2 separate regions of the Homo sapiens genome follow, and region 1 is linked to region 2. A link is a contact called in ENCODE Hi-C or POLR2A ChIA-PET data. All regions are on one chromosome and are shown on one strand. The core of a region is the stretch at or near the end of the contact, and the rest is flanking DNA. Distances in the headings are between cores, read along the strand shown.

The links. Hi-C counts contacts between places; a loop is a spot of excess contacts on that map. ChIA-PET counts read pairs that join two places held with the same protein, here RNA polymerase II (POLR2A). Pooled maps may share reads with other maps.
Region 1: a pooled map shows a loop between it and region 2 (2.1-fold over the local background). The contact joins the promoter of IST1 here to the promoter of MARVELD3 in region 2. A Hi-C loop is called at or near these places in 1 of 37 single-sample maps with no recorded cell type and 3 of 50 pooled maps. POLR2A ChIA-PET finds 5 or more read pairs at or near these places in 4 of 52 experiments (Caco-2, H1, WTC11 and 1 more).

The regions. Positions count from the first base shown.
Region 1 is chr16:71,893,434-71,897,166 of GRCh38, forward strand. IST1 (IST1 factor associated with ESCRT-III) reads left to right here and starts at 2,098. Exons shown (of 10, transcript NM_001270975.2): 1 at 2,098-2,156. It also overlaps a transcript of ZNF821 not described here. RefSeq lists enhancers at 1,486-1,995, 1,873-2,438, 2,166-2,355.
Region 2 is chr16:71,624,446-71,628,489 of GRCh38, forward strand. MARVELD3 (MARVEL domain containing 3) reads left to right here and starts at 1,739. Exons shown (of 3, transcript NM_052858.6): 1 at 1,739-2,251. The coding sequence starts at 1,785. RefSeq lists a silencer at 2,560-2,609.

The DNA of each region.
Region 1 (3,733 bases), core at 848-3,347, 270 kb after region 2:
TTACAGGCGTGAGCCACCACGCCTGGCCCACTTTTTTTTTTTTTGGGACAGGGTCTCACTCTGCTGCCCAGGCTGGAGTGCAGTGGCACAATCTCACATCACTGCAACCTCCGCCTCCCAGGTTCAAGCGATTCTCCTGCCTCAGCCTCCCAAGTAGCTGGGATTACAGGTGTGTTGCCACCACATCCGGCTAATTTTTGTATTTTTAGTAGAGACGGTTTCACCATGTTGGCCAGGCTGGTCTTGAACTTCTTACCTCAGGTGATCCACCCGCCTCGGCCACCCAAAGTGCTGAGATTACAGGCATAAGCCACCATGCCCAGCCAAAAAAATCTGCACTTTTTTTTTTTTTGGTTGGAGTCTTGCTCTATTGCCTAGGCTAGATTGCAATGGGGAGATCTCGGCTCACTGCAACCTCCGCCTTCTGGGTTCAAGCGATTCTCCTGCCTCAGCCTCCGGAGTAGCTGGGATTACAGGTATGTGCCTACACGCCTGGCTAATTTTTTCTTTTTTTTGTATTTTTTTTAGTAGAGACGAGATTTCACAATGTTGGTCAGGCTGGTCTTGAACTCCTGACCTCAGGTGATCCACCTGCCTCAGTCTCCCCAAGTGCTGGGATTACAGGCATGTGCCACCGCGCCTGGCATGGAACCTGGTTTTATCTTGAAATGTTGCAAACGTTTATAAAGATACAGTATTTCTAAATTCACATCAACATCTTATGATAAGGGCTAGCTCCTACTTGTCATATGACTGCCCCGGTACAAGCATTAGATGCAGCCTCCACAGCAGGGAGCAGATGACTTCCTTCTGGAGGCCCCTTTTTCTTTTTTCCCTTTTTTTTTTTGAGACGTTTCGCTCTTGTTGCCCAGGCTGGAGGGCAATCGCCGGATCTCGGCTCACTGTAACTCGAGAATCAAGCGATTCTCCTGCCTCAGCCTCCGGAGTAGCTGGGATTACAGGCTTGCGCCACCATGCGTAATTTCCTCTTTAGTAGAGACGGGGTTCCTCTGTGTTGGCCAGGCTGGTCTCGAATTACCGACTTCAGGTGATACACCTGCCTCGGCCTCCCAAAATGTTGAGATTACAGGCGTGAGCCACCGCACCCGGCCCTTTTTCTTTTTTTCTGTAGCCTAGGCTGGAGTGCTGTGACGTGATCACGGTTTACTGCAGCAGCGACCTTCTGGGCTCAAGCGATCTTCCTGCCTCAGCCTCCCGAGTAGCTGAGACCACAAGTGCTCACTGCTGCTCCCCTAATTTTTAACTTTTTTTTTTTTTTTTTTGTAGCGATGCGGTTTCACTATGGTGTCCAGGCTGGTCTGCAACTCCCGGGCTCAAGCGATCCTCCCGCCCCGCCTCTCAAAGTGCTGGGAAGGTCCCTTCCAGGCTTAAGCAGCGATAATGGTTTTCAAGTTAAAAACAAAGGTAACCAAGGAAAAAGTTTTCTCTGAATACCGAGATAAATTAGGGAAATCGCCAGAGACTGTGGTGCTGAGGAAACACTACTGAATTATACCACACAGACCGGAGCGATGCTGGTCCAAAGGGCAACCGGACGGCTTAAAAGCGGGGCGGGGGAACGCTTAGAGCCCGTAGAGGGACACGGAGGCGCTGGGTGAAGAGTCAGGGATACGCAGGCTTCGAAACCCCCTCGGCCGCTCCACCCAGGGGGAAAGTCCAGCGAAAGGCGGCAGCAGATCTTAGGGAGCAACTCCCGGCGTCAGAGAGGCGGTACTGGCAGCCGGTTATGGAAGAATCCGGAACCAAGGCACTGGGCGCGGTGAGGCCGTGGGCGCAGAGTCCGAGAATCAACAGCTGTGGCTGGCCTCCCCGCGCCCAGAGCGAAATTAAGGGCATGCCCCCAGCAGCTGACTCAGTCGGCGTGGCGCTTCCCCCAACGTCTGCCGTGCCCCCGCCGCGGGAAGTAGTCCCCGGCCGCGCCGACTCCAAAGGAAACCGAGGGAGGGTGCCCCGAGTCAGCGCGTGGGTCCCGGCAGCGGCGATCGCGCAGCCAATCCCTGGAAAGGAGGGCGTGGCTATATCGGCCCCGTGGATCCCTCCGCCCGCGCTTGTTGTGCTGAGGCCGAGGGAGTCGCCATTTTGGATGGTGAACCCTGAAGTCGGTGTCTGCTGCGTTCACGGCAGGATTCGGTTAGGTGAGTGTGGCATCCTCGGCGTCAGAGGTCTCTGTCTTCCTCTTCTCTCTGCGCTCCTGATTTAGCGGTCTCTAGTTAGCGCTAGGGCCCGGGATTCAAACGACTTCGGAGGGGGCAGCTGAGGAGAAAGGGAAGGATAGTGGAAGTGGGGGTCAGACCGGAGGTCAGGCCCTCGAGGGCCCGCGGCGCAGGAGGCTGCCCAGGCCTGGGTGGGGGGCGTGGCAGGGCCGCGAGCGGGTCGGAGGCCTCTGGTCCTGGATCCTCGAAGCCCCTTAACTTTCCCCTAGTCTTCCTGCCCCGAGGTGTGTCTTCCTTGGGGCGGAAACGCCGCGGCCTCGGCGAGGGCTCCTCGGCGACACCCCTACCCCGTCTTTTCTGGCCCGGAGAGACTTCGGGAAGGTCAGAGCTTCCAGTGCCGCGAGAGGCGGATGCCCTCCAGTCCGGGCCGCTTCCACCGGGCGGGGTGGCCTCCTGGGCTTGTTCCTGGGTTGGGGGAACGGACTTGGGTCCACTTTGGCCTGAGAAAATTACAATTTCTTTCGCTGAAGTAAGGAGCGGCCTCTGCCCGCTTTCTCGGATCCCTGCGTGTGTAGTGAGAGGTCTTGGAAGGATCCTTGCGCCTCTCCTCTTTGTTTTTCTCGGTGCTCTTCTTCCGGGGTGCTGGAGGTGACCTCTTGGAACTCAACAGCATAAACTTTGAGGAGGGTCGGGACCCAGGAGCTGTAGGTTAATTACAAAAGACACTGTCTGTCGTAGTAAACTTAAAGTCTGGTCTTAGATCTTTAGGGGAAACTTGAATTTTAAAATTATGTGTAATATTTTAACTTTTTATTATGGAAAATTTCAAGCAGACAGGAGTATAATGAATTCTCTCATCCAGCTTCAAACACGATCAACTCATGCCTAATCTTGTTTTATCTATACCCTTCCTATGTCTGTATTTTTCTAATTTAATAATAGTTGAAATATATATGTATATATTTCCCTCTCCTTTCCCAGTAGAAGCCTTTTGGCTTTTGTACCTACAAGCCAATAGTTTGTGGGAAATTTGCTTCCTCAGAACTTCTGGGATAGGGGGACTTGGTAATAGTCATTAGAAGATAAAACTGGCCAGATGTGGTGGCTCACCCCTGTAATCCCAGTACTTGGGGAGGGCTAGGTGGGATGATCACTTGAGCTTGGGAGTTGGAGAACAGCGTGGGCAACATAGCAAAATCCCGTTCTCTACAAAAATAAAAACAGCCAGGCGTGGAGGCCCGCATCTATAGTCCAGGAGGCTGAGGTAGGAGGATTGCTTGAGCCTGGGAGGTGGAGATTATAGTGAGTCGGTAATCGTGCCACTGCATTTCAGTCTGGAGGACAGAGTGAGACCCTGTGTAAAAAAAGAAAAAAAAAAAGAAATTAAAACACTTCCTCTTTTTTTGTATTTATTTTTGTTTTTGTTCTGCAGACGGGGGTCTCACTCTGTTTCCCAGGCTGGAGTGCTGTAGTGCACTCCCTGCAGCTTCGACCTTTCAGGACTCAAGTGATCCTCCCGCCCCAGCCTTGGGAGTAGTAGCTGACACTACAGGCCCACG
Region 2 (4,044 bases), core at 489-2,988:
AGCTTTGTAACTCATCTCTTCCCTCTACTCTGGGCCTCCATCATCCACCCTCCTCACAGAAGCCAGAGTGGTCTTTCAAAAATATCAATCAGAAAGGTTTACTCTCCTCCTCAAAATCTTCAATGTTCTCCCATTGTTTAGAATAAAAATGCACACTGTCGTCTACACCATCTGCCTGGTCCACTTCTCCAGCCTCAATTCATGCCCACCAACTCTACTCCCAGGGACCTCCTTGTCCAGCTCCCGCGTTCCTCAACCTTCTCTCTTTCTGGGACATTTTCTCAGCCTTCTTGTCATCCAGAACTCAATTCAAACGACATCTTCCCAGGTCTATATGAGGAAACCTGCCCTTCCCATTAAACTTTAGACACTGTCTTCTTTGTTTACTACCTGTTTTCCCTTTTCCTGACACACTAGAATGCAATCACCCTGCAAGCAAATTTTCCACTATATCTCCAGTACCTGCTAAAGCAGGTGCTCATACATATTTGCTGAAAGAATTAATTACCAGATGGCAATTGTATATATTTTGTAATATCCTTACTTGGCAGAATTAAAAGCTGCCAATTTTGTGTAAGTCCCCATTTTAAAAAACAGGGCTATTTGTAAGCCCAGGACTATTGTGATAGATGAACTGGCTGCAAGCCCCTTACAACATAGGTGTTATAAGGAAAACAGGAGAAGGGAGAAAGAGGGACAGTGGATGGGTGGAGGGAGAAGTGGAAGGTGGGTGACTGGGTGGATGTGTGGGTAGGTTAGTGGCCAGATGGATGGATGAATGGGTGAGTGGATGAATGGTGGATGGGTGGATGCGTGGGTGGGTGGCTGGATGGGTGAGTGGGTGGATGAATGGGTGGATGGATGGGTGAGTTGGTAGATGGGTGGGTGAGTGGGTGGGTGGATGGGTGGATGAGTGAATGGGTGGGTGGATGGATGGTGGATGGGTGGGTGAGAGTGGATGGTTAGGTGAGTGGGTGGATGGATGGGCAGGTGAGTGGGTGAGTGGGCGGATGGTAGATGGGTGGGTGGATGGGTGGGTGAGTGGGTGGATGGGTGGATGGATGGATGGAGGGTGGGTGGGTGGGCGGATGGGCAGGTGAGTGGGCGGGTAGATGGGTGGTGGATGGGTGGGTGAGTGGGTGGATAGATGGATGGATGGGTGGATGGTTAGATGGGTAGGTGAGTAGGTGGATAGGTGGATAGACGGGTGTATGGATGGGTGAGTGGTTGAATGGGTGGATGGTTGGACGGGTGGGTGAGTGGGTGGATGGGTGGATGGATGGTGGATGGGTGGGTGAGTGGGTGGATGGGTGGGTGAGTGGGTGGATGGGTGGGTGAATGGATGAGCGGGTAGTGGGTGATTGGGTGAATGAATGAGTGTCTGGCTGAGTGAGTGAGAGGATGGGTACCTCTGGGAAGGTAAATCCAAGTTGCAGTGTAAGTTGAGCCAGGGGAGGTGGCCACAGTTGGCTCCCTTAGGCCGCCCACCTCGTGGGGTCACCAAGGGGTTACTTCGGGGCAGAAAGGTGCGGCTGTGGGTCGCCCCGCCCGGGTTTCCAGCAGCAGCACCCCAGCCCCCACCCAGCACACAGGCACCCCTCCCGCCCGGGCCCCAGACGCGCTCAGGCCGCCCCCTGAGGGCGCCCGTTCTCAGGTGAGCTCCCGGACTAGCGCGCATGCGCACAGGTGAGTGCCCGCCCCGCCCCCGGGCTTGGCCACCTGCCCAAGAAACTTGTTGGTTGTTGCCCTCAGGTCGCTCCCGGGCGGGGACACGGAACCCGGCCATGGAAGATCCGTCGGGGGCTCGCGAGCCCCGGGCCCGGCCGAGAGAGCGGGACCCGGGACGGCGCCCCCACCCAGACCAAGGCCGCACCCACGATCGACCGCGGGACCGACCCGGGGACCCGCGCAGGAAGCGAAGCAGCGACGGGAACCGGCGAAGGGACGGGGACCGGGACCCGGAGAGAGACCAGGAGAGGGACGGGAACCGCGACCGGAACCGGGACCGGGAGAGGGAGAGAGAGAGGGAAAGAGACCCGGACCGAGGCCCCCGCCGGGACACACACAGGGACGCGGGCCCTCGCGCAGGTGAACACGGAGTTTGGGAAAAACCGCGCCAAAGCCGGACGCGGGACGGAGCCCGGGGACTGACCTGGGACGCAGCCGCGCCTCCTGGGCCCGCGCCCTGGGAAGCCCCGGAGCCGCCGCAGCCGCAGAGGAAGGGAGACCCCGGGCGCCGCAGACCCGAAAGGTGAGAGGGGCCGGGGCGCTGCGACCTCCGCGCCGGGGACACCTGTGGCCCAGGCCGGCCCGCGAGGCCCTGGCGTCCCCGGGTTCTCGTCCTAGGAGCCCGTTTAAATGAACAAATGCCGTTTCTCCCTTCTGCGCTCTCAGAGGCGACCTGGCAGGGAAGGAAAACTTTAGGGTTCCCCCTTCTCGTGGCCTGAACCCAACTAACAAAGCAAAAACCACCCCTGTGAGCAGTGGCTGGGCTGGAGGACCTGGAGAAGAGAAAGAGAGGCCCCGGGACCCGAGAGGGAGGGGTGGGAGGAGACCAGGCGGGTGGGGTTCACCCCAGGCTCCTCCCCGGCCCGGCCCGCATGGTCACAGGACTGCGCCTTGGGGTTCAGACCCTTGTCCCGTGTTCCAGAGCCAGCCCTTCCCGACTCCAAAGTCCCCTTCCTTGTGGCCGGGCCGCCCACTTGGGAAGCCCGATGAAGAGTTAATAGTTTAATGTGTTACCCCTCCCAGGAATAGGTGCCTTCAGAAACAGGTGGGCCGGCGCGGTGGCTCATGCCTGTAATCCCAACACTTTGGGAGGCCGAGGCGGGCGGATCACCTGAGGCCAGGAGTTCGAGACCAGCCTGGCCAACATGGTGAAACCCCGTCTTTACTAAAAATACAAAAACTTAGCCAGGCGTGATGGCAGATGCCTGTAATCCCAGCTACTTGGGAGGCTGAGGAGGGAGAATCGCTTGAACCCGGGAGGCGGAGGTTGCAGTGAGCCGAGATCGCACCACTGCACTCCAGCCTGGGCGACAAAGCGAGACTCCGTCTCAAAAAAAAAAAAAAAAGTCAGATGGGAGACGCTACATTTTTAACCAAAGAACAAAGTCTACGTAAAATTCTCCCACTGAAGGGTACAGGTTTGTTTTCCCTTTTGCCAGTGAGGTCTCTCTAGGCAGCGTCATTCGAATCCCACGGCTGCTTGAGACCGCACCCTCCTAATGAAAAAACTTTGCCATCTCTGCCTTGCACAGAATTCCCATAGGCCCCTTGTAAGGAGAAAGGTTCAGGGTGTACTGGAAGACTCTGTGAGCTAGGGGAGGGTGGGGGGGGAAGGGAAGACAAGAGGGGACCTGGTCCCCACACCGCCTCCTAGGGACCTGGTGTTTTTTCCATCCATTGAATACCCAGATAATGTGCCCCACACGGTGAACTGTGAGCAGATGGGATATCTCCCCTGCCAGCTCCAACAGGAGACAGGTCCGAGGTGACGACTGCTTCTGGTTTTTGACACCTGGCCTCTCCTCTAGGGAGGAGTCAGGCTCCCCTCTCCCAGGGACTTGGAGGCTGAGTCCAGTCTGTCTCCCTGCTATGTCCACACAGCGGGAGAGCTCCTATCCTGAGTTTATGTTACATTATCTAAAACTAACTAGCATAACAAAGGGTGCGCCCAGATACAGTCAAAGCTTCGCCCAGGGAAACAGCTGTTGTTTCCCTGACTAAAGCCCATTGCACTTGCAACTGCAGGACCTGGGAGAATTCAGAGCTGCATTTTTAGGTTTCTTTAAAAACCACTGTCCGAGCCGGACGCGGTGGCTCACACCTGTAATCCCAGAACTTTGGGAGGCCGAAGCGGGCAGATCATTGGAGGTAAGGAGTTCGAGACCAGCCTGGCCAACACTGCGAAACCCCATCTCTACTAAACATACAAAAAAATTAGCAGAGCGCGGTGGCGCACGCCTGTAATCTCAGCTACTCGGGAGGCTGAGGTGGGAGGACTGCTTGAACCTGGGAGGCGGAGGTTGCAGTGAGCTGAGA